Linked DNA regions of Homo sapiens: regions 1 and 3 are each linked to region 2. Evidence: chromatin contacts called from ENCODE Hi-C or POLR2A ChIA-PET data. All regions are on one chromosome and are shown on one strand. The core of a region is the stretch at or near the end of the contact, and the rest is flanking DNA. Distances in the headings are between cores, read along the strand shown.

Region 1 (3,144 bases), core at 114-2,613, 170 kb before region 2:
GACACAAGCGCAGAGGTGATGACCGGGGAGGACCTGAGATGCCTGAGCGCACGCAGGGCTCTTGGCCCGGAGGTGATCAGTCAGCAAGAGCAATGTTCTCAGCCACGTTGTAAAAGTAGATTTTAAGTAAGTTTATTATGATAAACACTACGAAGGATTAGGTAACATTTTGGACTCTGGAGTGTACTGATGGTTCTCATCCTAAACTCCACTTTATTTTTCTTTCAAAATTTATCCTCCTACTGTCATTCCCAAATAAACTCCACTCTAAAGGGGAGGTGGCGAGTTTCTCCCTCCCACCGCGCCCTAGCCCTCCTCCTCTGTCTGCTGACACCTCCGTTCACCCACAGCATAAGGGAGCTGTTGCCATTGAACCGAGGGGCAGCCCTCGACCAAGCCCATAGGGATGTAGCAGACCAATGGGCCGGGGGCTGTGTCCCCGGAAAGCCGGGGCGTCAGCCTGGCAGGCAACAAGCGAGGCCCCTCCCTACTCAGCAGAGCTGCCGTGGCCTGCACGCCCATCCTCCCTTGCTAGGAGTCTGTTTTATTTTTTTGTACTTTCAAAATGAGCATCCCCCAGACAGTCTGCCTGGCATGATTGATGCTGGGGGTGGAAGCTTTTCACAGTCCTTGGCCTCTGACCCTGCTTCCCGAGGGCGGCGCGGCTTCTGCGCGCCTGCTGGGGGCCGCTCGGGCATGTGCTGACTTCGCTGCTGCTCAGAGCCAGGTTTTGTAAACATTCAGGAGCCACTTCCCAGGTCAGCAACTGCGAGCGTTTTCTGCTGGTTTGTACGATAAGCCTTTAACCAAGCTTTATTTCTACTTGCAATAAAGGATGATCCACTCTGGGAGGTTAAAATAAAGCGCCCTAGGGGCGGCACAGCTGGCAATGCCAACATCTCCGACTCTGCTTCCTGTACCGGGTGTGCACTACGTCCGCACAAGCTGGGCTCCGACAGGAAGGGGGGATGCCTCCGTGCCCGGTGCACACACACACAGAAGGGGCCCAGGTGCTGCACAGAGCTCCCGTGTGGGGCCGAGTGCTGGCCCTGCCCGTTGCCCGTGTGCCTGGCGCCTGGCCGCAGCTGGCGAGGACCATGGACATTGGCATTGCGAAGTGGGCCCTGCAGTCTGGAAGCAGAGGAGGACCAGAGCCCCTTCCTCGACGCAGCCTTGATCTCCACGTGGTGGATTAAACATATTAGCAGTTAAAGCAGTTAATTGCTGTGCAGGGGGCCCCCGCTCATTGTTTGTCTCTGAATCACCCGCCCACACCAGGTGTCTCAGATAATAGACTGGGAACTTCAGTGAGGAGGATTTCCTGTCTGCAGATGTGCCGATTACAGCGCTGAGTGAAGACAGTCAGCCAGCACTGCTGCGGGCTCGAATTCGCCCGCTGAGTTAACCAGTTGTGGCCTGAATCCCTGGCTGTCTAGGGGAGCAGGGCCAGGCTGGGGCATCCTGAGCAAACGCCTCCCAGTGCAGGGGCTTCTAAGTGCAGTTAAGTTTAGATTTGGTTTTAAAGAAGGGACAGACTGCCTCTGGACTGCAGCCCTGAAAAACTGGAAGTTGAGATCTTCATGTGCCCCTTTGGCGTCCCCAGCCCCTCTGGATGGTTCTCTGTCCCTCTCTTGAGGGTGAGATGCTGAAGGCTCTGGCGTATCCCTCCCTGCACCACAGGAGTCCTGCCCATGGCCAGAAGAGCCAGCAGACACAGGAGGGGACTCGCTAAACCTGGGGGTCCCACAGCCAGGCAGCTGTTGTGCCTGAGTGCCAGGGAGGGTGGCCACAGGTCTGCCTGGGGCCTTGTGATATGGCAGGTGAGACGAGACCCAGGGAAGGAATCCGTCTGGATCTTACCCCAGCCACTGAAGCTATTTCCTCTTTGGGCTTTATCTTAGATAACTCAGAGATGTCCACCTGTGTGTAAACCAGCATCAGAGCCTGAAACACAACATGCATGGAGCATGGGAGCTTGGCTTCCCGGCTTCCTCTTGGCACCACACAGAGGCCACCCCCACAGCCTGCCCCTGTATAGTCTCCCCCACGTGGCACGTGTGCCTGGACCACAGCCAGAGAGACTGGGGTGCCCAGGAGATGATGATGGGGGCTGGCGGTGCCCAGGAGGGGAGCTGTTGCCAGGGTGGGCTGCAGCCCTGGGCTCCTCTCTCCACCCAGGCACTGTTTGCTGGCATGTACACGGCAGGCAACTGTCTTTGCTCAGCTGTGCTCGGCTGATGGCTCCCGTACACCGCAGACTCAGCTACACAAGTCCCTGCGGATTGTCCCTCTGTTGAGTGCCAGGCAGCAGGAAAGGGCAGAAAGCAAGAACCAAGCTGGGGATGGGTGGGAGCATCCTAAGCCTGGTGAGAGGGAAGGGGCGGCTCCTCCTGGATGCCCTCTGTGCTGGTGTGGGTGCAGCTGGGGCTTAGGGGCCGCGGTGGGTGTGGATGCTGCCCGGGCGAGGGGGCTGCGGTGGGCCCATCAGGACTGCTCTCAGGGATGCGCCTTGCTGCAGCTGCGTGAAACCAAGTTTGTGGCTATGCTCTTCCCGGTGGGGATGGGCCCAGCAGTGACCCTGGCATCCACATGCCTCCATGCTCTCAGGGTGGAGTGGCCATCCCTGAGCAGGTGACACGGATCGGAGGCCCCTCTTTGATAGTCTAACACCTTTTTATTTTAGTGCAAATTTAGTTTGTAATTAATGACATCAAGAGAGACCCAAATCTGCCTCCATTGTGAGTTTGATATTTTTTGAAGTGGGGCCAAGATGAACATTCATGGAGCTCTTCCTATGAGCGGTGGCTGCGGCCTTCCCCTCCACACCACGTGGCCCCGGGCGTGCGCTGCTGCTCCTGAGACAGCACTGTTGGCTCAGCCCTAGCTCATGGTGGTGCTAACACCTCACAGAGGCCAGGCCAGAGTAGCAGGAGGCAGCGCCCTGTGCTTACCCACCAGCCTGGTGCCCCACGCTTGGCTTGAGGGCTAGTTCACACTTATGTCCAGAGCCCACAGCTATCTGACAGGCCAGCCGGCACCTGCATACATGGTTGTCCAACTGGGTCTTGTTACCATGACAAATTCAGTACTTAATGATTAGAACTGAGTGGAAACCAATTAAAAAAAAAAGAACAACATGGTGAA
Region 2 (3,231 bases), core at 633-3,132:
GCCTCCCCCGCCCGCGCGCCCAGGCGCCCAGCCCCCGCAGACCCTTGGGGCCCCTGGAGGGGTCCCACGGCCGCATTCTCCGCCGCGTTTTGGAGTCGCGTGAGGTGAGGCCTGGACAGGGCACGTCGCCCCACCGTGGGGCCGCGGACCTGCGAGGCCGCTGCGGAGGGAAGGGCTGAGCCTAGGCGCTGGCGGGCCGTGGCGCGCGGGGACGGGGACCCCATGCCGAGTCCCGGAGCCCGCGGGGTCACAGACCCACGTTCCGCCCTCTCCACACACGCACCTTGAGCCGCCTCTGGGCCTGGGTCCGCGGCGACAGCAGCTGCTCCACCAGGCGGTCCTGGGGCGCTGCCAGCGAGTCCATCGCGGCGACCCCCCCAGGCCCGGGGGCACGCTCGGACCCCAGGCCCGGTCAGGCCGCCAGAGCCCGGCGACAGCGAGGGACCTTGGCGCGGCTCTGCCTTAGGCTGCGTTGTCCACCCCGTTTTGCGGACGCGGGAAGTGAGGCCTGGACAGGGCACGTCGCCTACCCGGGGGATCGTCGACCCCCGAGGCCGACCGAGCCATCCCCCTGACTGGGCGAACTGGCCCCAAGCTGTGGCGGCGTCGCAGTCCGGGCAGGCCCCGCTCCCGCACCCGAGCCAGAGGCGGGGCGTCGCAGGCGCCCGCGGAGCGCGCGGCGGGGGGCGGCAGAGACGGCCCCGCCCGCCGTCGCCGGGAAACGGTCGCCTGGAAATTGGGCCGCGGGCGGAGCCACCCGAAAGCGGCTGCGGAGGGCAGGGCTGAGCCGAGGCGCGGTCGGGCCATGGCTCGCGTGGACCGGGAGCCCTGCCGCGCCCCCGGGGCCTCAGTCCGGGCTCCAGGACAGCAGGAGGGGACGACCGGGTCCTGCACGCGGGCCGGGGCGGGCCGGGAGTCGGTAGCCACCGCGCGTCCCGCCCCCAAGAGGTGCTGCGCGGCTTCCGCCCGCCAGAGGGCGCCGGAGGCCGCTCCCGGGACCCACGCGCAACAGCGCGGGTACCCGCCCAGTTCAGGGCCCGCCGTCTTCTCGCAGACTTGCCCGAAAACCTCCCGGCGGCGTCTCGACGCCCCAAGTGCCCACAGACACGCCGCGCCCTGCACCCCTCCCCAGCCCTGCTTGGGGCTGACCTCCCCCGTGCGTGCGTGCGTGCGTGCGCGCGTTTGTGTGTGCGCGTCCGTGCGGGTGTGTGTGTGTAATGTGTGTGTGTGTAATGCCTGCGTGTGTGCGCGTGTATACATGCGTGTATGCGTGTGTGTGTACGTGTGTGCATGCATTGGGTATGTGCGTGTGCGCGGGTGTGTGCATGTGTGTTTGGTGGACTCTTTCCCAAGACATTCGGGGGACCGGAGGAGGGCAGAGCCCACCTTTTCTGAAGTCCAGCCTGCCTGTCCCCTAGGAGGCTTAGGGTGGACAGAAGGGAAGGGAAGGGAAAGGAAGGGTGCAGGCTGCCGGAGTACTGGAGGTCCCTGCAAAACTTGGAAGCCCCCGCCAGCCTGCTGAATAAACGCCGGCCACCCATGCGCTGCCCTGCAGCCCTCAGGTGGCCCTGCCCTCAGAGACAGGGGTGGGGGTGGGATGGGACCCATCTCCCACGTGCTTCTGTGGACATTCCCTTGCCCTCTGAGCATCCTCACCAGCTCTGACCCACAGGATTGGAGGGACTGGGAGCTCCTGCCAGCCGGGCCTCCCTCCCATGTGGCTACTCCAGGGACTGCGGGGGTCTCCCGAGCTCCGCTCTGTGGGCCACCCACCTCCATGACCCCAGTAGAATCCCAACAGGCAAGCCCAGCGGAGCAGGACATGGGGCCTGGAAAGGTTCCAGGGTAGGACTGGTCAGGCCAAGCCCCTGCACATTAGAACATTAGAAGCTGGAGGCCCCAACCCCACCCCACCCCACCCGCCACCAGCCCTCCCTTAGGCTCTCCTGGCTGAGAGACCTCCTCCACTTCCTGTCCAGGCCCTGGTCCTGTTGTGGGGCCTGGACCACTGGCACCTGGGGAGGAGGGGCAGGCCCACAGCTGGGAACAGGAGAGCCTTTCATCCCAGGGAAAGGGGGCAGCTCCAGGCCCCCCAGCTCTACCAGTGCATCCCTCAGTCCTTGCTGCCAGAAAGCCTCCTCACTGGCCCCAGCCTTCCATGGCCCTGACCTGCAGGAAGCCTCTAGGCTGAGTCCCACCCAGTTTCCAACTGAGGGTCCACACCTCGAAGCCCAGCACCCACCCAGACAGGCTGGCATCTCAGGCCCAGGGCATCTCCAGGAAGACAGACAGCCCTGGGCCTAGGCCTCAGGCTAGGAGGTGTCTAACAGAGTGTGTGGCTCTCAGACTGCCTGCCTCAGTTTCCCCATTGGTAAGGCACAGCCTCTGGGGAGGCCCAGGTCAGGAGGGCAAGAATCTCACTCTCAGCGTTCAACCCACCTGCCCTGCCACCCACTGGGGCCCAGTCAGGGCCTGTGGATTCCCTGGGGGAGCCTCAAGGAAGGGGCCGTACCTGCCACCCCCTTTCTCTGGTCCCCAAGTGACAAAAGATACTCCCAGGGCTTCCTGAGCCATATGACACAGCTGCGCCCATCTCCTCCCAATGCCTGAGCCTCTCTGGCACTTCCATTCTTAGAATCACCCGAGTCAGCTCTGGGAGCAGCAGCCAGGGCCAAGAGATCACCGGTGCTGCCTGTGAGGAGGTGGGGGCACAGAGCGTAGTGACGGAACTCCCCCAATGCCTCTACAGCCCCCTTTCAAAGAGCAAAAAGAATGCTTGGACAGGCTGAGGCTCAGCAACGGTGGTAGCAGGGAAGCTGCCATGTGCTTCCAGCTCCCCCAGACCCACTGGTCACCCAGACACCTGGCCTGGCTCCTGCTCCGGGGCTCCCTTCCTTGGCCACACAGTGCCTTCTTCCTCTGGGCTTGGAGGCCTGGGAGGCCTGGGATGGGGTGAGGTGGACTCCCGGTTGACCTCAAACGATGGGCACCTCAGCAGGAGGGGGTCCCCACCCTGCAGTAATGGGCAAGAGAACCTGGCTGCACCCAACAGCAGTGGCTGGAGCCCAGGGTCTCAGAGTGCCCTTGGGTCAAGCTGGGGACACCTGCAGGCACAGGAGAAGCCTCAGGGGCCTGGCCTCCTGGCTTTCCCAGCCTCAGTTCCTTCCATTTCCCTCAAACAGTAGCCTGACGCATGTGTCCCTGCATCTCAGGCTTTGTCTGACCTGCTGT
Region 3 (3,492 bases), core at 70-2,569, 140 kb after region 2:
GACTAGGGACTTCCAGTTTCATTAACTTGATTCTTCTGTTAGGAAGAAAGTACCTAGATTAAAATAATTCACCCTAAGATGTGAATGAATGAAAATGAATGTCAAAACCCTCTAGAGAACTTTAACAAGGCATCAATTCACGGAAAGCCTAACTGGTAAAATTAGTAGAATATATCTCAGACTGTCTACAACATCAAAGGAGAAGCGTGTCTATATTGAGGGAATGGGTTCAGGAGAGACACCAACAGGGGAGCTCATGTTCCGTGTCTCTCTAGATTACAGGATCCAGAGGTTCTATGAGTGGCCATCCCTGATCACCCCCAGTTCCCAACTGACCCAGACCACGGCCTCCCAATCCCTGCATCGGCCCTTTAAGCTCCCAGGGTGGCTGTGACTCCTTGGGTATCAGCTTGCTCGGCGTCCTGCCTCTGATGCCCTCCGGATGCATCCCTGGGGACTGCGGCTCATGGGCCCCACGGAGGCAGGAGGAACTGACCTCGCCAAACCCTAGCCAGGCTGTCACCTGGCCCAGACCGCCTTGGTCTGGATGTCTGCCGCAGCCTGGGCTCTGCTCACCACTCTAAACACAAGTGGCCACATACCATCTGATTCCACTTACATGAAATGTCCAGAAAGGGCAAATCCATAGGGACAGAAAGTAGACTGGTGGTTGTGAGAGGCTGGGAGAGGCTGAGAGAGGAGGTAGGTGAGGGGGAAATGGGAGTGACTGATTCATGAGTACTGGGCTTCTTTTGGGGCCATGCAAATATTCTAAACTGGATGGTGATGGTTACACAACTCTGTGAACAGACTAAAAATGATGGAAAACTCTACTAAGAACTCTTCTTCCGAGGGGTGAATTGTAGGGTATGTGAATCATATCTCAGTAAAGCTGCTGCAAAGCAAGCAGAGAGAGAGGAGGGAAGTAGGAGAGGCTGGCGGCCCCAGGAGTAGGGCTCAGGAACCAGCTACGGAGGCTGGGAGGCGGGGCCAGAGCCAGTCGGAGGCACAACCAACTGCAGGCAGCTTGGACAACCCTGAGGGCGCTTCCAGCTGAACTGTGGAGTGTTTGGCAGAAGCAAGAGCAGGGGGCCAAGCTTCTGGTGATGGCCTGGGCCCTAGACACCCCCTCCCCTAACAAAACCCAGAAAGGAGTGACTGGGAGAGAAGGCATAGTCAGGAGCATCACTCCCACGCCTGGCCTCCCCACCACCAAGCCTGCCTGGCCTCCCCAGCACCAAGCCCACAGGCACGGCACACTAGCAACCGCCCAGAATGACTCACACCTTCCTGTGACATTGTCTAATATGAACTGCCCAGGGTCTTGAAGCACCGAGCACTGGGAGATCCCCGTGTCCCCAGGAACTGTACTCTGCATTTTCAAATAGAACATTTTCATGATATGTTGATGGCCACTCTTTTCCCTGACTGGCCATCTGAGAAACTGAACAGAGGTGAGGTTACGGCACCCCCCAAAGGTGACCAGAGAAGCTCATCACTGACAGCCCAGGGGAGCCCTTTTGGGCCCGACACAGAGTGTCACCCTCTGAAGCTGTCACAGAATCAGAGACTAGGGCTCTGTCACCTCACACCTCGGGAACACTGCAGGGGTGCTCTGCAGCAGCATGTTTCTCTCTCTCTCTCTTTTTTTTTTTTTTTTTGAGACAGAATCTCACTCTTGTCCAGGCTGGAGTGCAGTGACATGATCTTGACTCACTGCAACCTCCACCTCTTGCGTTCAAGCAATTCTCCTGCCTCAGCCTACCGAGTTAACTGGGATTACAGGCACCACGCCCAGCTGTTTTGTATTTTTGGTAGGGACGGGGTTTCCCCATGTTTGCCAGGGTGGTCTCAAACTCCCGACTTCAAGTGATCCGCCCGCCTTGGCCTCCCAAAGTGTTGGGACTACAGGCATGAGCCACCATGCCTGGCCTGCAGCATGTCTCTTTTTTTTTTTTTTTGAGACGGAGTCTCTCTCTGTCACCCAGGCTGGAGTGCAGTGGCGCAGTCTCGGCTCACTGCAACCTCCATCTCCCAGGTTCACACCATTCTCCTGCCTCAGCCTCCCGAGCTGGGACTACAGGCGCCTGCCACCATGCCCGGCCAATTTTTTGTATTTTTAGTAGAGATGGGGTTTCACCATGCTAGGCAGGATGGTCTCGATCTCCTGACCTCGTGATCCACCCATCTCGGCCTCCCAGAGTGCTGGGATTACAGGCGTGAGCCACTGCGCCCGGCCCAGCATGTCTCTTAAACGCAGGGGCCACGAGCAGAGCTGTCAGAATGCTTCAGAGGAAAACAAGTGGGGCCCGGTGACAACTCACACAAGACACTGGGGGTGACACGGAAGAAGGGGACCCTCCAGGGCTGCTTTTAAGTTGGGGGCATTCTTAGAATTAAGAAGCTGTCAATCAACTGCCAGATCCTGCAAAGAACTGTTTCAACTCCATTAAGGAAAAATAAAGGAAACCCAAAAGAAAAACAGACAGAGGATACAATGTTCTCATGAAGATTGCCTGTAACCAATAAACATTTTAAAAGATGCTTAAAGTTGCAAGTCATGGATAGAATGTAAATTAAGGCATCAATAAGACAACCTTTTTCACCCAACAGATTAGGTTAAATCTAGTGCTGGAGAAAGTGTGGGGAAACAGGCATTCTCAGGCCACGGAGCAACATCTGTTAAAACTCTAAAAGGTTGGGCAGGCGTGGTGGCTCATGCCTGTAATCCCAACATTTTGGGAGGCCAAGGCGGGTGGGTCACTACAGGTCAGGAGGAGTTCAAGACCAGCCTGACCAACATGGTGAAACCCTGTCTCTACTAAAACTACAAAATCACCTGGGCTTGTTGGCGCATGCCTGTAATCCCAGCTACTTGGGAGGCTGAGGCAGGAGAATTGTTTGAACTCGGGAGGCGGAGGTTGCAGTGAGCTGAGATCGCGCCACTGCACTCCAGCTTGGGTGACACAGCAAGACTCCATCTCAAAAAACAAACAAACAAACAAACAAACAAAAACCTCTAAAAGGTACATGCCCTTTAGCCTAGCAATTCCACTTGGAGGAGCCCAGCCTGCAAAACTACTCACAAATGCACACAAGTGAATACACACACTCAAGAATGTTCACTGTAGGGCTATATTTTAACAGAAGAAAACTTACAGGCACCTAAATGTTCTTCCACAGAGGAATAATTATAAATAATGATTCATCCATATAATAAAATACTATATAGGTATAGAAGAAAACGTTTAAGGACTATGTTAACAATGATGTTATCTCTGGAGAATGGGATTTTAGGAGAGGACTCCCATTATACCTTTGCATGACATTTATAATCAGAAAACAAACCTTCAAAAAAATGAGTTGCTGGGATGATGGTATGATCCCATTTACATAAAACGGAAAATAATATATATGCATATGTACATACGTGTAGCTGTGCTGTCTAGAAAAGTGTCTGCAAGTGTCTGCATCTGTATATAGTAGCTATGG

What was found. Hi-C counts contacts between places; a loop is a spot of excess contacts on that map. ChIA-PET counts read pairs that join two places held with the same protein, here RNA polymerase II (POLR2A). Pooled maps may share reads with other maps.
Region 1: a loop to region 2 is called in a map of naive thymus-derived CD4-positive, alpha-beta T cell, with 2.9 times the contacts of the local background. The contact joins the enhancer-like site here to the promoter of SEPT5-GP1BB in region 2. A Hi-C loop is called at or near these places in 2 of 168 maps with a recorded cell type or tissue (breast epithelium and naive thymus-derived CD4-positive, alpha-beta T cell) and 4 of 50 pooled maps. POLR2A ChIA-PET finds 5 or more read pairs at or near these places in 2 of 52 experiments (H1 and K562).
Region 3: a pooled map shows a loop between it and region 2 (10-fold over the local background). The contact joins the enhancer-like site here to the promoter of SEPT5-GP1BB in region 2. A Hi-C loop is called at or near these places in 5 of 50 pooled maps. POLR2A ChIA-PET finds 5 or more read pairs at or near these places in 2 of 52 experiments (H1 and WTC11).

What each region holds. Positions count from the first base shown.
Region 1 is chr22:19,889,895-19,893,038 of GRCh38, reverse strand. All of the region lies in intron 11 of TXNRD2 (thioredoxin reductase 2), which reads left to right. Among named protein-coding and RNA genes, the nearest start is that of RTL10, 37 kb to the right of the region's middle. RefSeq lists silencers at 1-148, 315-724 and enhancers at 449-957, 958-1,465, 1,466-1,974, 1,975-2,483. Within about 2 kb of position 1,363, at least 13 of the 41 ENCODE cell types and tissues checked have a DNase peak (open chromatin) inside an H3K27ac peak, as active enhancers do; they include breast epithelium, where a contact is called at or near this core.
Region 2 is chr22:19,715,871-19,719,101 of GRCh38, reverse strand. SEPT5-GP1BB (SEPT5-GP1BB readthrough) reads right to left here and starts at 1,882. Exons shown (of 12, transcript NR_037611.1): 1 at 284-1,882. The region is part of intron 2 of SEPTIN5 (septin 5); the gene reads right to left. RefSeq lists silencers at 1-88, 493-663, 640-819, 830-1,249 and enhancers at 1-317, 665-1,305, 1,306-1,947.
Region 3 is chr22:19,574,743-19,578,234 of GRCh38, reverse strand. No RefSeq gene overlaps it. Among named protein-coding and RNA genes, the nearest start is that of LINC00895, 9.6 kb to the right of the region's middle. Within about 2 kb of position 1,319, at least 11 of the 41 ENCODE cell types and tissues checked have a DNase peak (open chromatin) inside an H3K27ac peak, as active enhancers do.